Regions from separate parts of the Homo sapiens genome. Here region 1 is linked to region 2. Evidence: chromatin loops called from intact Hi-C (ENCODE). Cell type or tissue: dorsolateral prefrontal cortex. All regions are shown on one strand. Links, peaks and the distances in the headings refer to the core of each region. The heading gives the core; the rest is flanking DNA.

The links. Peaks named below come from ENCODE experiments on the same cell type or tissue, not always from the same donor. Only the 100,000 strongest peaks of a DNase experiment are listed, where the experiment ranks them.
Region 1: it touches region 2 in a loop (2.2-fold over the local background); 5 of 110 quality-filtered maps call a loop at or near these places.

The regions. Positions count from the first base shown.
Region 1 is chr6:158,811,716-158,816,108 of GRCh38, reverse strand. All of the region lies in intron 2 of EZR (ezrin), which reads left to right. Among named protein-coding and RNA genes, the nearest start is that of EZR-AS1, 4.1 kb to the left of the region's middle. RefSeq lists a silencer at 5-64 and an enhancer at 2,842-2,891. In dorsolateral prefrontal cortex, for the core only: no CTCF peak of the experiment used is centred there; a DNase peak (open chromatin) is centred at 1,998; H3K4me3 peaks cover 1,598 bases; H3K27ac peaks cover 1,444 bases; H3K27me3 peaks cover 1,443 bases.
Region 2 is chr6:158,748,033-158,764,174 of GRCh38, reverse strand. SYTL3 (synaptotagmin like 3) reads right to left here. Exons shown (of 18, transcript NM_001242394.2): 13 at 12,145-12,247; 14 at 6,794-6,964; 15 at 3,430-3,535; 16 at 1,997-2,099; 17 at 666-871. Among named protein-coding and RNA genes, the nearest start is that of MIR3918, 8.6 kb to the left of the region's middle. RefSeq lists a silencer at 1,024-1,318 and enhancers at 4,457-5,132, 8,280-8,864. In dorsolateral prefrontal cortex, for the core only: no CTCF peak of the experiment used is centred there; no DNase peak of the experiment used is centred there.

The DNA of each region.
Region 1 (4,393 bases), core at 702-3,201, 57 kb before region 2:
TCATGCAGGTGGAATCGTGATAGCATTTGTCCTTTTGTGACAGTCTCATTTCCTGTAGCATAATGTCTTCAAGGTTCATCCATGTTGCAATGTCAGAACTCCCTTCTCTCTCTTATTTCTTATGGCAGGTATGTTTTCATTTCATTTTGTTTTAGAGGTCTTTTATGATAGATCAGAACTTAAAAGATGTTTCTGACATTTGATAAAGTGAAGATAGTTGTGAAACTGTTAAGGAAAGACAGTAGCCATCACCTTGTGTATTAGAGCCAGAGTTACTCTTTGAAAGACTGTATTCTGTATAATATCTACAATTAAAATTTTTAAACTTTTTTTGAGGCCAGGCGAGGTGGCCTGATTACAGGCACGAGCCTGTAATCCCAGCACTTTGGGAGGCTGAGGCAGGCAGATCACATGAGCCCAGGAGTTCGAGACTTGCCTGGCCAACATAGACTCTGTTTCTACAAAAAATAGAAAAATTATCTGGGTGTGGTGGCTGGCGCTCTGACTGAGGCTGAAGTGGGAGGATTGCTTGATGAGCCCTGGAGGTCAAGGCTGCAGTGAACTAAGATCAAGCCACTGCATTCCAGCCTGGGCAGCAGAGTGAGATGTTGTCTGAAAACAAACAAAACCCCTTTTTTGAGAGGCTTCCTTTTAGGTCAGCCATACCTGTCTGCCATGGGAAATTTCTCCCTGCCCCCTCTTTGGCAGAGGAGGGTCTTAGAGATAAGTTAAACACACTAAGCCTTTCTGTGTGTAAATTATATTAGAGCCATCCCACAAATCACTGAGAAGAGCATCGTAGGTTGCACATATTTGAATATGACATTTCTTAAGGCTGTTAGAGAGGATCCAGTTAGTTTTGGTTTGGTTTGGGGTTTTTTTGCTGCCTTAGTAAATGTTAAAATGAAACATCCACCAACAGCTCTGTGGATGTGTCCTTTAAACAAAGGTTTATTGATTCTAATTATTCAAGCCTAAGTTAAGAATGTTAGCGAAGAATGTTAGGTGGTTTTCTTGGGCTTAATGTTTAACAACTGGATTAAGGGGCAAACACACTTAAAGGATGGATACCTCTGAGTAGTTGGCCTTCCACCTGATTCATTGCAACTGTTAACCCTTGAATTCAACGGGCAAAGTATTTTTGATTGATTTGCCTGAACTGAGTGAGTGGATGACTTTATTCATAAAACAGTATAACTGAAAATACTCATTTCCTGTGTTTTCTCCTAATACTGTTTCCCAAAAGCAACAGTTACTTAAAAGACTGAGGCGGTACACAGTGGCTCATGGCAGTAATCCCAGCACTTTGGGAGGCCGAGGTGGGCGGATCACAAGGTCAAGAGATCAAGACTATCCTGGTCAACATGGTGAAACCCCATCTCTACTAAAAATACAAAAATTAGCCGGGCGTGGTATGGATGCCTGTAGTCCCAGCTACTTGGGAGGCTGAGGCAGGAGAATCGCTTGAACCTGGGAGGTGAAGGTTGCAGTGAGCTGAGATTGCACCACTGCACTCCAGCCTGGCGACAGAGTGAGACTCTGTCTCAAAAAAAAAAAAAAAAAGACTTTATTCATCAGCAAGCGGAGTGACCTGCACAGAGGGCGAGGCAGACCTTGTTCTCTGGAAGCTTAGTGTCTGGTACCTGGGCCAAGATGCGGGGTAAATGCTGAAATTGAAAACCCGCTAAGTGCTGTCAGACTGGGAAAGAGCCTAGGTAACGTCGAGAGGAAAATCTGATGGGGAAAGGAAAATCATCTGATGGGGAAATTGGCAGACTGTATTGAGAAGTAACACTTCAGCTGAATCTTGCTTGAGGGCTGGGGGGCGCACGCGGCAGCACTCCACAGGGAGGAACAGCTGTGGTTTGTTGTCTGGTTTTGCTTTTCCCACAGCTGCTTAGGGACTCTATTCATGTGTGACTGGCTGACGTCCAAGGAGGGTGATTTGGGGTTCCAGAGGGAGCCTTGGCCTCTGTTCAGGCCAGTCCCCAGGACATGGTGTGCTGTGTGGCCTTGTGGGTCTGCCCCATCTAGGGAGAGTTGTAGGAGTTGGTGCTCAGATCATTGGTCCCGGAAGCATCCTCTCTGCCCGCCCCTTCATGTTAGGGTGACTGCGGAGCGCCTTTCTCCCACACTTGCTTTCTTCTGCCCAGTGGAAAGAAGGCATGGGGAGTGAGCAAGGAACACTGCTGTAGTTAAGCTCTGGAAGGAAAAGGGGATTGTGTTCAGGGCTGAGATCTCTTTAAGCTGTCATGAGAACCATAGAGCTGAACTGCCTTTAAGTGGCTCCAACACATCTTACCTGTTCATTTCTGAAGTGTTATAGACATTTCTAATACAAAAGCAGGTTTACCTTTCATTAGGAAAACTCTGAAAGTGTGTTCACATTTCTACTGTGCCAAAATTTTAAGGTAATTTCTGAGATTACCTTGCCTCTTTGGGAATACATAACCTTTTCTATTAAATATTTTAACAGGGACAGTTTACTGAATGTACTCCCCCCTCACAATCCCCTCGCAATTGAGGAGGATGCGTAGCATCTGTTTCCACCCCTCCTCCTCCACGAGGGGCAGTGGTGAATTAGGTAGCTAACATTTTGCCATGTGGCAGTGAGAGGTGCTGGTAGGATGAGTGATTTGCCATGATCACGCTGTAAGGCACAATGAATGTATTTGGATGTTCACAGACACAGTCCCTGTCAGTGGATTTACAGTCTGGTTTCGGGGACAGACAGCAATCCCAGAGTAAATGTAAAACTGCAGCTTCAGAGAGTATGCCTGAAGAGGGGTACATGAGGCCTGAGAGTAGATGAAGTGTGTATGTGCTGGTGGGGGTGCAAATAGGGGAGGTCAGGAAGGCATCCTTGAGGACGTGACCTCCCTGGGCAGAGGTAACAACGTGTGCAAAGGCCCTGTGGTGGGAGGAAGTAGTGTGAGTTTGGGGTTTCACATGAAGCCCAATGTGGCTAGAGAGGAAGACAGGTCAGGCCATGCCTTGTAAGCCATTCTTGGGTGTTTTTTAGTTTAACTTGGGGTTTTGACTGGGAGGTGACATGATCAGATTTGCCTTTTGAAAAGTTGACTGTGATCTGTAATAGGAAAATCACAGGAGGCAGGAGACAGCAAGGGTAGTTATGGTAGACCATTGAGGGAGCTCATAGCTTGGACCAAGGTGGTGGTGGTGGGAACAGAAGTGGATGCATTTGAGAGTTCTTTGGGAGGTAGAATTGATAGTGCCTGGTGATGGGTTGGATATGCAGGGCCAAGGGTGGTGTCGAGGCTGACTTCTCGTTTCTGGCTTGCGCAAGTGGATGTGTGGTGGTGCCATCGCTGAGGTAAGTAATCCTGGAGAAGGACCAGGTGTGGGGGAAGGTGGGGAGTCTGGATTTGTTGTTACATGTTAATAAGTTTGTGACAATCGTTGATGAAAAAAGTCCTTGCCTTCTTTCATTACTACATCCACTGCCCCCCAAAATATTAAAGGACCAGACTCCTTAAACTACGTTATTTTTAAATCCAAATAATTCAGTAGCTTTTTGTTTTCCCTAGTATATGTACACACCGTACATACCTAAAGTTAAGAGGAAGGGTTAATTTAGTGCAGTGTTCTCAAAATTTTGTGTACACAATTGTCTGGAGACTGTTGATTCCTGGGTCCCTTGAAGAACTAATGACTTCCATCTCTAGGGTGAGGTGCAGGCTGGGTGCTTATGTTTTAAATAAGCTCTCCAGATGGTACTGCTGATTCAATAGGAAAAGGGCAGTTATTATATATTCCTTTCTCCTGCACCCCAATCAAGCCCAGTGTGATTTCAGAGCACCCATTTGGGTGAAAGCAGTCACTTGATGCCCAGCCGCCTTACAGTCCGGCTGAAATGCCAGGAGTGCTGTTATTGGTATTTGGGACTCGAATAGGGGCTAGGATGACTCTGTGAAAAAGAGCCATAAAAACAAGAATTTCATAGCTAATTTACTGCTTACCTATACTTGGGCAGGCCATTCAACATAATATTCTTCTGACTTGAGTTTCTCTCTGCAGGGAGTCCAGTAACAGCTTCATTTGGCAGTGCCCAGTGGTCTCTCACATTTTGGCTCTTTGTTTTCAAAGAGAAAAAAAGAGGCTAGACCTTCCCTATAAATGGTAGGGAAGTAAGAGATCCCATTCCTTGTTCCTCTTTTATTCCTTCCACACTGGCCTCTTTTGTTAATGAAATAATGTGAATTTTTTTTTTTTGGAAACAGGGTCTCACTCTGTCACCCAGGCTGGAGTGCAGTGGCACAGTCACAGCTCACTGCAGCCTCAGTGCCCCGGCCCCCACCCTTGGCTCAAGTGATCTTCCCACCTCAGCCTCCTGGGTAACTGGGACCACAGGCACACACTACCACACCCAGCT
Region 2 (16,142 bases), core at 5,277-7,776:
GGGTGGGGCCGTCTCAGACTGGGGGCTGGGCTTGCCCATGGGAAGGGATTCTTAGAGGAAGACAGTATGCTTTGGACAAAATATCTTTGAAAAGCAATGGAGCAGTGAAGCTTATTTCTCTTCAGTCACTGGTTCTCAGTTGGAGGTCCTTGGAGATGTGTGCAGGTGTTTTTGGTTGTCATCATGTCAGGGACACTGCTGGCAGCCAGAAGCAGTGCCAGGCACAGAACCTCACAGCAGAGGGCTGTCCACCTACCATGCCGGCGGTGCCCTGCCGAGCGGCTCTGGACAGCACTGCTGTTCTGACCACTTTTGATGAAGTACTTTCTGAATTGCCATTTGTTTAAGAAGATATTTTCATTTAAGAAAATAATCCTTTTATGATTGACGCCAGAAACAAAAGCAAATACTGTACCTAGCCCGTTTGGAGGCCTATAATTTTTGTTTCTTTAGCAGATCTAAATCTGATTTAAATTGTCAAAATACTTGGCTGTATTATGGCTCAGCTGTAGAGTAAAAACTAGACTTAGGCATTTCCAATTAAGGCAGGCTAGGCAATTTCAAAACCAGTTAAGTCACTGCCCTGGTGGAAGCATTTTCTTTGCACGGTACCCATTAGGATAATCACAAAGTATAAACGTTTGGGCTCAATGTCTCAGACTTACTTGAACCAAGTCTGGTTCCTCCAAGCAAGCGGTCGTTCATTCCAAAGAGGGCCTGATCCCAGACAGTTAACTCCAAGCTTGACTGCCTCAGCTGAGCTGGGGTTACGCCACTGAAGACAAATGAGTGTTTCCACTGGGGGCAAGCCTGCTTCCTCAGGACTGGCGACTTCAGTCTCAGTTTTTGTTGGTCTGGCAGAGTGAGACAGCTGAAGAGGGAACACAAACCCTGCAATCATTGCCATCCACACGGCCTTCTCTCCTGAGGCCTGTGCGTCAGTGCAGACGGGAAGCACTAAGAAAAGTGCCAAGTCCACAACATCCACACCCTCCCCAGTGAAGCAGGGTGGGAACCACAGGACTCGGCACATTTCCCTTAGGGCCGAATTCTGCATCAGGTATGAAGGGCGAGCTGCATGCTGAGGCCTCGTGGCCCTCATCTTAATCTTTCCTCCTTGGGGTGCCTCCCACCATGACTGCAGATACACGTTATCTCCTTTTAACCCTGTTCTCAGGAAAATCAACTCAGACAAGCTTGTCCAAGGCCATGCAGATAAGCAACAAGATTAGAACATAAGCTCAGTTCTCCTTTTTTTGAGACGGAGTTTTGTTCTGTCGCCCAGGCTGGAGTGAAGTGGCACCATCTCAGCTCACTGCAACCTCCTCCCCCCAAGTTCAAGGAAGACTCCTATCTCAGCCTCCAGAGCAGCTAGGATTATAGGTGCCCGCCACCACACCCAGCTAATTTTTGTATTTTTAGTAGAGATGGGGTTTCATCATGTTGGCCAGGCTAGTTTTGAACTCCTGACCTCAGGTGATCCACCTGCCTCAGCCTCCCAAAGTGCTGGGATTACAGGCACGAGCCACTGCGTCCAGCCTGAGTTCTATCTTGACCGTCATTTTTCCCTATGTCACTGACGGGGAGTTTGCAATTCAATGTAATAATGGTATTTGCCTTACTTTTAGAGGGGCCAATGCACCTATACTGAATGAGAATGAAATGTGGACAGTCATGCGTTTTACTGTTGGTCCAAGAGGAGATGTTAAGCTTAGGAAATATTTACTGACCACACCACATTTTCATGCTTGATTTCAAAACTGGCTTCCTGATATCACAGAACTGAGAAGATTAGGGTTTCGAGTACTCCAGCATGTACACATCCCGTGAATTTTTGGAAATCAGGGTCTTTAATATGTGTTGTTAGATTTTCATAGGAAAGCTAAAATAAGACGTTTTAAGTGGCTTACGTTTTTTAGTGTTCGCTGCAGGTTCTGGGCCATGTTGTGATGTATACTAGATCACCAATAAATATTTGATTACATCGAATACCTACCCCTTAACAAATGAGTTCAAGGTGCCATCTGGCCGCACAGGTAAATTCTTGGCTCCTAGCACTACCAAACAAAGTTGACCATGAAGTGATGGCTGATCTGTCCCTGGAAGGAAAGCCAGTATTCACTGTCAAACCATGTCTCCTGATACGTTAGTATGCAGTACCACCACCCCAAAACCGAGAGCTCAGCTAGAGAATCTGCTACAGCCCTCAGACCCCGAGAGAGCAGATGGGAGTGGTGCAGTGGGCTCTGCTGGCCCTGCCCACAGGCTGTGGCGCTGCCCACACCGTGCCGCTCTGTGGTCAGGTGGAGGACAGGATGGAGGGATTACTAAGATCCTAGAAAAGAGTAAAGAGGAACGCAAGGAGAGGGAAGATGCCGAAGTTTGAGTCTAGTTGTAGCCAGAAGTTTGGGGGAAAGTGAGAGCCCCGAGACCCTGTCTAGGAGGTTGGGATGGCCATGGGGCACTTGCTGCTGGTCTGCTGGTGACCCCGTGAACTTGGGTAGCAGAATTTCCTCTTCTAGCCAAATAGGGAGTCAGCAAAATACACAACAGAAATGTGCATTCTGGGCCGGGCGTGGTGGCTCACGCCTGTAATCCCAGCACTTTGGGAGGCCAAGGTGGGCGGATCATGAGGTCAGGAGATCGAGACCATCCTGGCTAACATGGTGAAACCCTGTCTCTACTTAAAGAAAAAAAACAAAAAATTAGCCGGGCATGGTGGCAGGTGCCTGTAGTCCCAGGTACTCGGGAGGCTGAGGCAGGAGAATGGCATGAATCAGGGAGGCGAAGCTTGCAGTGAGCCAAGATCGGGCCACTGCACTCCAGCCTGGGTGACAGAGCAAAACTCTGTCTCAAAAAAAAAAAAAAAAAAAGAAATGTGCATTCTCCCAGTCCTCCTTCCCCGCCCTCCTCCTCCTCCACCCTCCTGCTTTCCACACGCCCCACGTTATTGAAGGAGTAAAATCTCCATAGGGTCCCTGAGGACCCTCCCTCCTGACCTACTTCTTTTGCTGGGCAGCAGCTACCCACATGCCTGGGGGCGGGGATTTATCTCGTCTGAGCCCTGCAGGTACCAGTGCTCTTGGCTCCACATTGTCATGGAGCCTCTGCTCTTCAGGAGGGGCCACGGTTTCCCCAGAGACCATCCAATCTGCCCCTGGGAGGAAGGCCTAGGGCAGTGTCCTTAGAGGAGCGTAGAGAGGGCATCAGAGGCCTTGTCTGCTTCTGGTCACCCGTTTCCCCCACTACGGGCTCCAGAGAACCTCTCCCGGGCTCGCTGCATGGCTCAGAAAGAAGAGCTGCTGGAGCTGGGCACGGGGACGTAGAAAGGAAATGCTAGAAAACTTTCACCCCACCTCAGTCTGCCTGCAGCACCAGGCTCTGCAGACAATGACACAGACAATGTCCAGGGAGCTGGAGGCCACTGACCTTCTTGAGCCTCTTGGAGTTTTCTGGGCCGTGAAGGGAGAACCAGCTTAGCCCGGACTGTGAGCTCTCCATTACTCTGAGGAACGCTGTCTTCGTATTTCTCCGCCTGGGGACAAGAGGCAGAGCTTAGGGACAGGATTCCCCAAGTCCCAAGAACCTTCTGGGTTCCTCTGGTTGTCTCAGCTTCGTCCACAGATGCTTCCCCCTGGCCCCTGCAAGGCCCTGGGTGGAGCAGGTGTGTCCGTGGCAGGACTGGTCTTCCTTCCATCTATGGTTTCACTCCCACCCTCCCCAACCCCAGCATGGGGAGGAACAGCTTGGCCACCCCAGCGAACCAGAGCCAGATGAGCCTGAGGAAGTGAAGGGACTCAAGGGCACTGCACACTCCCTAAGACATTTCTACGAAAACCCAGACACAGCCTGAGTTTGAAAAACAGAAATGAACTCAAGCCTCCACCCCATCCACCCCACCCAGGTCAGTAGAGATTCACGCTGCCCTTCCATGCCAAGGACTGGCACAGACACTGGGGACAGCATGGGGTGTAGTCTCTGTCCAGAGCCACAGGGGGTGGCCCCTCAGGGTGTGGTGAGTCTGAGGACACCTCCCTGCCCACCGAGGCACTTCTGTCATGAGTGGTTTTACCAGAAAGTGAGTGAAGAGAGGGCCGGGAAAGAGATGAGCCTGAAATCCACACCATCCTTCTCCCAGTGGGGTGGGAGGAGAGTATTGGGAAGAGTCTAGAGCAGGGTGTGTCCAGTCTTTTGGCTTCCCTGGGCCACACTGGAAGAATTGTCTTGGGCCACACATAAAATACACTAACAACAGCTGATGAGCTTAAAAAAAAAATCACAAAAAAACTCATGTTTTAAGAAAGTTTATGAATTTGTGTTGGGTTGCATTCAATGCCATCCTGAGGCCAAGCATGGTGACTCATGCCTGTAATCCCAGCACTTTGGGAGGCCAAGGTGGGATCACCTGAGGTCAGGAGTTCGAGACCAGCCTGGCCAACATGGTGAAACCCCATGTCTACCAAAAATACAAAAAAATTAGCCAGGTGTGGTGACGGGCGCCTATAATCCCAGCTACTAGGGAGGCTGAGGCAGAGAATCACTTGAACCCAGGGGACAGAGGTTGCAGTGAGCCAAGATCACGCCACTTCACTCCAGCCTGGACGACAGAGCAAAACTCCGTCTCAAAATAAACAACAACAACCAAAAAACAGAGCCGTCCCGGGCTGCAGGTTGGACAAGTTTGGTCTTGACACATCCGGTCCACCATGGCTCCTGCCAGCACTGAGAAGCAGCCCTCTCAGTTACCCTCAGAGGCCTCAGGACTCCTGGGAGCCCGCGTGGGCCAGCCCGTCTTCCTGGCCCTCGGGTGCCAAATGAGGTATGGCTGCCTCCAGCCTCAGCGGCCAGAAACCGAGGCGGAACAGAGCCCAGGGGCGGGTCTGTGGGCGGACTCCCCACCCTACTGGCTTTAGGAGGGATGCCTTGCAGCTCTGTGCCACCTGCAGCTCTGTGCCACCTGCAGCTCTGTGCCACCTGCTCCTCACCCACTTGCCAGAGCAGGCTCAGTCTGATGAGGCCTGGTGGCCGCCTGTCCTATGCCAAGCCCTGTGCTTGTTCCAGGCCTTGTCTTCGAGCTGATGACAGAGGTGTGGGAGAGGCAGGGTGCACGGGGGATTCAGCCTCGGACAGAAGGAGTTCAGGCTGGAAACTCAGGGCGTCCCGGAGGAGCCAATGCTGTTCTGAGAGATGACAGAGCGGGGGTGAGAGGAAGGCACGGAAGGCATGGAAGCCAGATGCTTCACCCACCCGCAACGTGGCTGGGGCAGGAGCAAAGGGACACTGAGGCTAAAGATCAGGCCGAGATGGCAGGCGTCCTGAGCTCCGGGTCCTGGAAGGGAGGCCACTTCTGGTAGGGGTAATCAGGAATGGCTTCCTGGAGGAGGTGGGTTTTGGGTCGTCTTGGGCTGACCTTGGATAGGGGATGCATTCCAGGTAGGCACTGGGAAGGGGAGGTCTAAGCCCGGACTCTAGCTTGGGGGAGTCAGCACAGGCAGTGGGAGAGTGGGCATTGCCTGGAGGAGCAGGGAGGGGGCAGGTGGCTCACCAGGAGGCCTCAGCTGAAACCTGAGAAGCTTCCAGGCAGAGATAATGCGAATCCCAGCTGCGCTGGCTCCGGAGAGGAAAAGAAGCCAGATGGCCCTTGTGCCTTATGTCCAGGTCGGAGCAGAAGGCTGGGCCTGCCGTGGGCCCTTGGCTGAGGGGAGTAGTCCATCCCGCTGGGTTTTTTTTTTTTTTTTGAGACAGAGTCTCGCTCTGTTGCCAGGCTGAAGTGCAGTGGTGCAATCTCGACTCATTGCAACCTCTGCCTCCCAGGTTCAAGTGATTCTTCTGCCTCAGCCTCCAGAGCAGCTGGGACTACAGGCGTGCACCACCACACCCAGCTAATTTTTGTATTTTTAGAGAGACGGGGTTTCACTGTGTTAGCCAGGATGGTCTCAATCTCCTGACCTTGTGATCTGCCCGCCTCGGCCTCCCAAAGTGCTGGGATTACAGTCAAGAGCCACCGTGTCCAGGCTCCCCACTGGGGTTTTTAAAGAGATGGCAGAAGCCCACGTTTTTCATCCCTCGTGGTCTCACATGAACTCTCTCCCAGTCCGGGATCTGGACACAGCAAAGTACAAAGCAGCGTCTCCGAGAAATGCTAACCTCTCTCCCAGGCCTCTCCTCCTACCTGCATAGCCTGGGGGACACGGATCCTAAATGGAGTCCATCAGCTCCTCTGACCCACCCCCAGCCCACGTGCTATCTATCTCCCGCCGTGCAATTCCAAACCAGGAGCTGGAGCCCCACATCCTAGCCAGGGCGGCCTCTGCCTTCCTCACAGCATCGGGTCCAGCCATTTGTCACCTATTACTGTTAGTTATTGTCACCTATTATTGAGAGTGCCTGGGGTTGAAAGGTTAGAAACAACACACTGTAGCCCCCTGGGGGACCGCATAGCTGCGGGCGGTGCCCCCAGGGAAAGGCATGGCCAGCTTCCAGCAGGTCAGCCACCAGCAAAGGGAGGCCTCCGCCAGGGGAAGCCACAGGACCTGATCCAGTCTGGTCTGTGTATGATGCTGAGGCGGGGGCTGTTCGGGTACCTGAACAGAGCTGAGCCAGTTAAAACAAACCCTCCGCCCACCCCACCCACAAGAAAGTAACTATTTCAAAGTCACAGCGCCAGGCCGGCGAACACACAGTCTTGGGTCCAAGTCTTGCCAGGTACGTTTTCTCTTCTGGGATCTCTCTGAAAAGTTATTTATCTATCACAGTGGGGATGGAGGGCACTCAGTCCAAAACCAGACATCACCTTGGCCCGGAGCGGATGCCAGCGGAAGGACTGTGTTGTGCTGTCTTCAAAGTCCCACGTGGCCAGAGGAATGATCACTTCTCCAAGAAACACTCTCCGGGCCAGCGTGCCCAGATGCCACACCGAGACCTGCAGCTGCCGGGTCACCAGCTGGGCAGGGGCCACCTGATACTGCAGAGGCAAGGAAGAGATGGTCAGCTGGGCTCCCGGGGCCCGCACTCCTAGGATCCCCATCTCTGGACCCCACCTTCCAGGGCCCCACTTCCCGGGGCCTGGCGCAGGCCTCCCTCCCACAGGCTGAGTCCAAGATGCGGATGCAGCCAGGGACCTGATGTGGTTAGGGTGGGTCAAGGTGCTTACAGCCAGGGTGGGGCGGGGGGGTCCTCTCTCTGCTCAAGAACCCCTCCCCCTACTCCCCAGGTGCCCAGTGCTCTGCCTGGGGACAGGCAAGGGTAGCCCTGGTAGCCTCCCACCCCCAATTCCTAGAACAAGACAAGGATGAAAGTCCTTGTCCAGCTCACGCCTACTAGAAATCAAGCCAAAGTCTATGCTCGCACAGGATTTGAACTTGCATCTAAACACTGCACCCAGCCAGGCTTGGCCAAAAATAATGATAACAGGCCCAAAAATACTAAAAAAAAAAAAAAAAAAAAAAAAAAAAATTTTTTTTTGAGACAGGATCTCGCTCTGTCACCAGGCTGGAGTGCAGTGGCACGATCTTGGCTCACTGCAACCTCTGCCTCCTGGGTTCAAGCGATTCTCCTGCCTTAGCCTCCTGAGTAGCTGGGACTATAGACGCCCAACACCACGCCCGGCTTGTTTTTTTGTATTTTTAGTAGAGACAGGGTTTCACCACGTTGGCCAGGTTGGTCTCGAACTCCTGACCTCAAATGACCCACCTGCCTCGGCCTCCCAAATTGCTGGGATTACAGGCGTGAGCCACTGCACCAGCCTGCATTTATTTATTTATTTTTTAAAGCAAAGCATGAACTCCCCCCTCCTCCATTCCCCGCAACACCACGTGTTTGCCCTGGAGGGACGGTGCCTGTGCTCAGGCATGCAGGGCCTGTGCTGGCTTGGCAGAGGCCAACACGATGTTCTTACTGTCCACACAGGGGGCTCCCAACACACCCAAGAGTGACGAGGGAACCCATTCCCCAGCCAAGCATGGGTTCTGCCCCATAGAGACTAGAGGCCGAAGGCCCCTCAGTGGCACCCAGCCCTTCCCAAGGTGTGGCTGACTCCACCTCAGCCTCTGAGGGCCTCACTTTAAGCTTATTAGTTGGATTTTCTCAATAATGAACAAACCCTACAAGTTATTGAACACTTATTTATTTCACACCAGGCTTTCTAGATGCATTGATCTTTTTAGCTTTCACACGCACCCTATGAGGTCAGTATAATTCAAACCATGTTGCAGGTGAAAAAAAAGCAGCTTGGAAATTCAGTGACCCTCCCTCCCTTGGTCTGGTAGCCGACACTGCAGGCCAGATTCACGTGCACTGACTGTGTCCAGGCCCGAGTCTCGCTGCTGACCTCTGTGGCCCATGCTGCCCCCACTCCGGCGCTTGTTTGGGGTTTGAATGGTGACTCCTCGTGACACGGCTGTTGCTGTGAGGCTGGACACTTGCACCCATTTGCAGCAGCTGTGCGGTTTGTTTGCTTTGGGGTTCATCTCCTCATGCCCACCTTTACCCATCTTTCCAATCGAGGAACGAGATGGAATAAAACAGGAACTGAGACACGGTAATTTCCCTCCTTCAGCCTCTGCAAACAGAGGGGAGGCGCAGCAGGGCCGTCCCCTGCTCTGTTGGGGGCTGCCTGTAGGCTCTGTCCACACTTCTGATGTCTGCGGGCCAGGCACAAATGGCTTGGCTGGCCAGGTTAGCTTCCTCAGTTCATTCCTCCTTTTCCTCCCCGCTGGGGTGGCTTGTGGCCATGGAGATGGGCATTTCTTGGGTCACATTCCCTTTTCTCCTGCCTTTGGGTAACTTTTAGCCAGTTTTCCCTCAAGTCTATGGGTCCATATCTTTTTTGGGGGGACAGGATCTCACTCTGTCACCTAGACTGGAGTGCAGCAGTGCCATCTCAGCTCACTGCAGCCTGCACCTCCCAGGCTCAAGCGATCCTCCCACCTCAGCTTCCCAAGTAGTTGGGACTACAGGTAGGCGTCGCCATGCCCGGCTAATCTTTTAATTTCTTGTAGAGATGGGGTCTCTCTACATTGCCCAGGCTGGTCTCGAACTCCTGGGCTCAAGCCCTCCACCCGTCTCAGCCTCTCAAAGTTCTGGGATTACAAGCGTGAGCCTCCACACCCAGCCCATGGGTCCATTTCCGACTCTGCCCCACATTCAATCTCTGTCTATAAACTCTGGATTGATGTGATTATTCCCCATATTCCAGCTACACTCCTTATCAGTTAGTCCAGGCAGCTGGCCAGCTGCATCTGCTGCCCTCTGAGAAATGAAGCGGTTACTAGAACGCCACGCCACTTAGCAGGGTCGGGCTCGGGCCCCCAGGCAGCTCTCTCATCTCCAGCTGTGTGTGGGCGACGCTCAGCCACTTCTCCTGGGTCCTTACCCATTGCTCGCCCCTTTCTGTCAATAGGACTACTCCCTGCTACATACAGAATCTACCTTTGCTTTGTTTTGTTTTGTTTGTTGAGACGGAGTCTCGCTCTGTCGCCCAGGCTGGAGTGCAGTGGTGTGATCTCAGCTCACTGCAAGCTCCGCCTTCCAGGTTCACGCCATTCTCCTGCCTCAGCCTCCCGAGTAGCTGGGACTACAGGTGCCCGCCACTGTGCCCAGCTAATTTTTTGTATTTTTAGTAGAGACGGGGTTTCACCGTGTTAGCCAAGATGGTCTCGATCTCCTGACCTCATGATCCGCCTGCCTCGGCCTCCCAAAGTGCTGGGATTACAGGCGTGAGCCACCACACCCAGCCTAGAATCTACCTTTTCAAACCAGACCTATTTTCCATAGCCCTGTTAGGTCCACAAGGCTTGCTCCAGGCTCAGCTGGGAATGAGGTGTAAGGATCATTTGAGAGCAGGGCCAGGCAATGACCAATGTCACCCAGTGAGATCACTTCATCCTCTCCAGGCCCCCAGGACAGTGGTGTCAAATGGGGTACAAGTCTCCCTGGGTCCAGAAAGGCTTGCCAAGAAGTACTCTGCTCAGAAAAATTTGAGGATCAATTTCTAGATCCTCGCATTTGATGTGCACTTCTCTCAAAACTGGCTGGAGACAGTTCTCACAGCCTCATCCACCTGAATCGTACTCTGATGGCTCACCTCAGGTCGCACAAAGCCTGGGTGCTGCACAAAGGTGTGATTGTGATTGGAAATACTGGCTTCTAGCGAGACTTTTAATGCTGGATCGGCCTCCCCGGCTTCCCATCCTTCGCATCTTATGCATATTTCTATTAAGGATGAGGCTGGCCGGTGTTGGGTTATTTTGCATTTAGGATCAATTAGAGATGCCGATTATTTTAATTGTAACTGGAAAGTTTCCCAGGACTATAAAATATTCACAATATACTAGATAAGACCCATGGATAAAAATTTTAAGTGATATCTTTGAGATTCTGTGTACATTTTAAGGTAGGTAACCTTTTAACTCCAATTATATAACTACATTTTTTTTTTTTTTTTTGAGACGGAGTCTCGCTCTGTCACCCAGGCTGGAGTGTAGTGGCGCTATCTCGGCTCACTGCAAGCTCTGCCTCCCGGGTTCACGCCATTCTCCTGCCTCAGTCTCCCAAGTAGCTGGGACTACAGGCGCCCGCCACCACGCCCGGCTAATTTTTTGTATTTTTAGTAGAGACGGGGTTTCACCATGTTAGCCAGGATGGTCTCGATCTCCTGACCTCATGATCCACCCGCCTCAGCCTCCCAAGGTGCTGGGATTACAGGCGTGAGCCACCGCGCCCGGCCCAGAATCTGCATTTTAAAAAAATCCCCAGTTCTAAGTACAGGGGCATCTTAGAAAATAAGAAATTTAGGCCTGGCGTGGTGGCTCAAGCCTGTAATCTCAGCATTTGGGAGGCCGGGGTGGGCAGATTACCTGGGGTCAGGAGTTCAAGACCAGCCTGGTCAACATGGTGAAACCCCATCTGTACTAAAAACACAAAAAATTTGCTGGCCATCGTGGTGGGTACCTTTAATCCCAGCTACTCAGGAGGCTGAGGCAGGAGAATCGCTTGAACCTGGGAGGTGGAGGTTGCAGTGAGCCAAGATCATGTCACTGCACTCCAGCCTGGGCGACCAAGAGTGAAACTCCATCTCAAAAAAAAAAAAAAAAAAAAGAAAAGAAGAAATGTTTTAAAAATGTAAATCCCCATGGGATTTTACGCACACAAATTTTGAGAACTGCCAGTCCTTTGTGGCTTTGAGCTGTATTTCTAAGGACTCTCTAGGTCTCAGTTTCCCCGTGGGTAAATGAGGATTCTAATAATTACCCCAGGCTGTATATAAAGCACTTGGCCACAGTAGGGACCCAGGAAACAAGGGCTATTATTATTTAATGAACTCAGGGCTCTGTGCCAGCTGCCCAGATGGCCCCTGGCTGGCAGCTCACAGACACCCCCTACTTGCCAAGAAAGGCAAACAAAGCCCTCTCCTGTCATAGGCATGAGACGAGGGGACCTCTGGCTGCCCAGCCCCGGCAGGGTAGCCTCTGCAGCTCTGGGCTACCCCCCTCACCCTGCACCAAGATTGGGGCCACCACAGCCAGCTCTCTGCAGATACCAGACCTCAGCTGCAGCCTTCCACCCGACATCAGAGCGCATGGCCCCATCTCTGCCCTCAACCATCAATCACATTTCCTAGTATCATAGAAAGTGAAAACCCAAACAATTCCTTTGTAAGATTTTTCATAAAAGGATTCATTTAAAAAAAATAAAATTAGAAGAAACCTGAGTTTGTCAGAAATACAATAAAGGGGCACTTTTACAAAGACAGTAACTCAGGAGTTTAATTTTCAGGGCACTCTGTCTGAGAGCACCTCTTTGACAGAAACATTCACTAAGACAAACTAATGTTTAAAATTATCCTGTGCCCCGGTGTTAGCCCGAGACAAAGAGGCAGCCAGGTTCTTTTTCACCATCTTCTCAGAAATCATTAATCAAAAGCCATTCCTGAGTCTGGCAGACTCTGCACTTTTCCTGTACAAAGGCTGACATTTATTTTCTACCAACTTAACACTGATTGACAGAGCTGCGAAGAAACATATAGGTGTCTGTATTATATCTAACTGAGTCAAGAGTTTGAAAGCACCATCCACTGGACTCTGCCCCAGGCGCTCCACCCGGGCTCGGGAGGACTCTGCACAGGAATATCTGTCCAGCAAGTACCTTCAAGGTCTCCTGAAAGGTCGGGTCCACGGTGTTCCTTTGGACTCCAGTCTTGCGCTTTCCCTGGGAGGATCTGTCGGGCAACAGGTAGGTCTTCACATACCTAGGGGCCAAACACAGCGGGGACAGAGTGAGAACTCAGGGAAAGGGGTGGATAAAGAGTTTGGGGGCAGCAGAGAACCCACATGCCAGCGTTTTCTTTACCAGGCTTCCTGCTGGAATTTTTGGGTTGATAGAAAGGACTTAATAGCCTAATAGTGAGCAACGTTAGTGCTGGGTGGGCAGCTTCTGATCCATGCAGTCTATGGTCAAATGCTAGCCACATAACCCTCTGGAATATTCCTGGGGGTGTGAAGCTCGTCCTGCCTTCCTCAGGCCCTACTCCATTTGGCGAAGACCATGGAACTAGAGATTCTCTCGCCTGCCTGGATGTCAAGGCCATGAGCCGGATTCCCGTCCCTTCTGCCACCCACCACCTGCAAAAGAAAAAAAAGTGGAAGTAGAAAGCATATGCCTCGCACTGTGCTGTTTCCTTGCAGGGGCCTCAAAGACTCTGCTCCTCCCAACCGCTGAGAAGTGGGATTCTGCTGAGTCTAGAGGTCGCACGCAGCATGACAGATGTCTCCATCTGCACTCACCCAGCCCCTGAAATCCAGGCGGAGAGGAAGACATGTCCTGTCCTGTTCTAGGCTGACCCCTCCATACAGGCCCCTACGCTGCCCTTCATGGCTCCTCTGGCAGCCCCAGTGATGGCAATGACCCCCCAACCAGCAGCAGCCCAAGCCCCCTCTCCACAGGCTAGAAACAGGCTCTACTTTCCAAAGTAAAAAATCACAGTGAGCCTCCTCTATCTGTGCCCTTCTTTAGCCCCAGTCTTGGGTCTCTTCTTCCCCCTAGGTTAAGCTTTTTGTGAAAATACTCGAAATCGGCCAGGAGGCCAGGCGCAGAAGCTCACAACTATAATCCCAGCACTTTGGGAGGATGAAGTGGACGGATCACCTGAGGTCAGGAGTTCCAGACCAGCCTGGCCAGCATGGTGAAACCCTGTCTCTACTAAAAATACAAAAATTAGCCAGGCATGATGGCATGTACCTGTAATCCCAGCTACTCAGGAGGCTGAGGCAGGAGAATCGCTTGTACCTGGGAGATGGAGGTTGCAGTGAGCCGAGATCGCGCCACTGCACTCCAGCCTGGGCAATAAAGCGAAATTCCATCTCAAAAAAGAAAAACAAAACAACCCAAAAACTGGCCAGGCACCTGGCTCAGGGAGGATTCCATAAGCCAGGAATTTGAGACCAGCGTGGGCAATACACAGGGAGAACTCATCTCCACGAAAAATTTAAAAGTCAACTGGGTGTGGTGGTGTGCACCTGTAGTCCCAGCTACTCGACGCCCGAAGTTGGAGGATCACCTGAGCCCAGGAGGTCAAGGCTGAAGTGAGCCATGATAACATCACTGCATTCCAGCCTAGACGGCAAAGCAAGACTCTGTCTCAAAAAATCAAACCAAAACAAAAAATCCCTCAAAACTCCATCTCTAATTCTTCACAGTTCATTTACTCTTAAGTTACTGAGCATTACACATTCATGCAATCTCAAATATGTAAAACAGAATATATAAAATATACCTATACGGTTGGAAGCATTATAATAAAGTGCACACCCATGTACCCCTGCCCCCCAGCTTAGGAAACAGAACATAACCAGTGACTTCCCTATCACAGTCCTGCCCGTAACCAGGTAATAACCACGTTGGATTTTATATTTATCACCCCCTTGGTTTTCTTTATGGTTTCACCATTTTGATGTGTCTCCTTAAACAATGTACTGCTTAGTTTTCCCTGTTTTTGAACTTTTATATAAATGGGATCATTCTGTATACATTCTTCCATAATTTGCTTTTTTTCACTCAATATTATGTTTGGGATTCATCTATGTTGCTGTAACTGCCGCTCATTCATCTCTAATCCTACGTATCATTCCACTGAATGAATACACAAGTCATTTATCCTGTTGATGAACATTTGTCTTATGTCCTAGTTTTTCCCTCTGCTCATGGTGCACATGTGCAAGCACTTCTCTTGGCATATAACCAGGAGTGATAGGGTATATGCCCCTTCAACTCTTCTAGATGATGCCAAATTACCAATTCAATCTCTTTAACAGATATAGAGTTATTCAGGTTTTCTATTTCATTTCATGTCAGTTTTGGCAATTTGTGTCTCTTGAGAATGTGTCGATTTCAGCCAGGTGTGGTGGCTCATGCCTGTAATCCCAGCATTTTGGGAGGCCAAGGCGGAAGGATTGCATGAGCCCAGGAGTTTGAGACCAGCTTGGGCAACATAGTGGGACCTCATCACTACTGAAAATTTTTTTTAATTGGCTGGGCACGGTGGTGTGCACCTGTGATCCCAGCTACTTGGGAGGCTAAGGCAGTAGGACCAGTTGAGCTCAGGAGTTTGAGACCAGCCTGGGCAACATAGTGAGACCTCATTTCTTAAAAAAAAAAAAAAAAAAAAAAAAAGAGAGAAAGAAAAGAAGGTGTTCATTTCATCTAAGCTGTTAAATTTATTAGCACAAAGTTTTACATAATATCCCCTTATTATATATTTTTTTCTTTCTTTTTTTTTTTTTTTTTTTTCAGACAGAGTCTCACTTGGTTGCCCAGGCTGGAGTACAGTGGCACAATCTTAGCTCACAATCACAGCCCTCCTGGGCTGAGGTGATTCTCCCACCTCAGCCTCCCAAGTAGCTGGGACTACAGGTGTGTGCCACCACACCTGGCTAATTTTTATTTATTATTTAATGAGAGGGAGTCTCACTCTGTCACCCAGGCTGGAGTGCAGTGGCATGATCTTGGCTCACTGCAACCTCTGCCTCCTGGGTTCAAACAATTCTCCTGCCTCAGCCTCCTGTGTAGCTGGGATTACAGGCACATGCCACCATGCCTGGCTAATTTTCTCTGTATTTTTAGTAGAGACGGGGTTTCACCATGTTGGCAAGGCTGGTCTTGAACTCCTGACCCTCAGGTGATCCACCCTTCTCGGCTTCCCAAAGTGCTGGGCTTGCAGCCATGAGCCCCCAGCCTGACCCCCTTATTATACTTGAATGTCTGCAAGTGCTGTCATGTTGTCTCTTCTTTCATTCCTATACTGGTATTTGAGTATTCTCTATTTTTTTTTTTTTCAGGCGGAGTTTTGCTCTTGTTGCCCAGGCTGGAGTGCAATGGTGTGACCTCAGCTCACTGCAACGTCTACCTCCCTGGTTCAAGGGATTCTCCTGCCTCAGCCTCCCTAGTAGCTGGGATTACAGGTGCCTGCCACCATGCCCGGCTAATTTTTGTATTTTTAGTAAAGATGGGGTTTCACCATGTTGGCCAGGCTGGTCTCAAACTCCTGACCTCAGGTGATTCACCTGCCTTGGCCTCCCAGAGTGCTGGGATTATAGTTGTGAGCCACAGCACCCAGCCTTTTTCTAGCATTTTAAGGTGGAGGTTTAAATAATTCATTTTAAGTCTTTTTCTTTTAAATATAAGCACTGCTTTAACTGCATTCCTCAAATTTTGAAATTTAAAAGTCAGGAAATACTTTTGGGGCAAAGACTATTCCAGTTTTCCTGAGGTAGACGGTACAGGAAGAGTAATAATAAAAGCTAAGACTAGAACAATAGGAGAGATTCTGTTACGAAGGAACCACAAGTGCTATAGAAATGTGTACTTAATTTGTCTGGTACTAAAGAGCTACTAAAAATTTCAGAGCAGAAGAGAGTTTGATTAAATCAACAATTGATTTCTTTTCCCATCATCACTCTTTAGCTGGTAATTAAAACAGTATGCCAGAAGTTCCCCATGTAAGAAAAAAGAAAGGCAAAACTGAGGCCCCTGCCTTAAACTATATATAGAAAATCAATTCCGCTTGTAATGTGAACAGATCTAAGTGTGGGGAAAAAAAAAAAAAAACGATAAGAAGAAACCAGAGAACGTATTTAAACCCTTGGGTG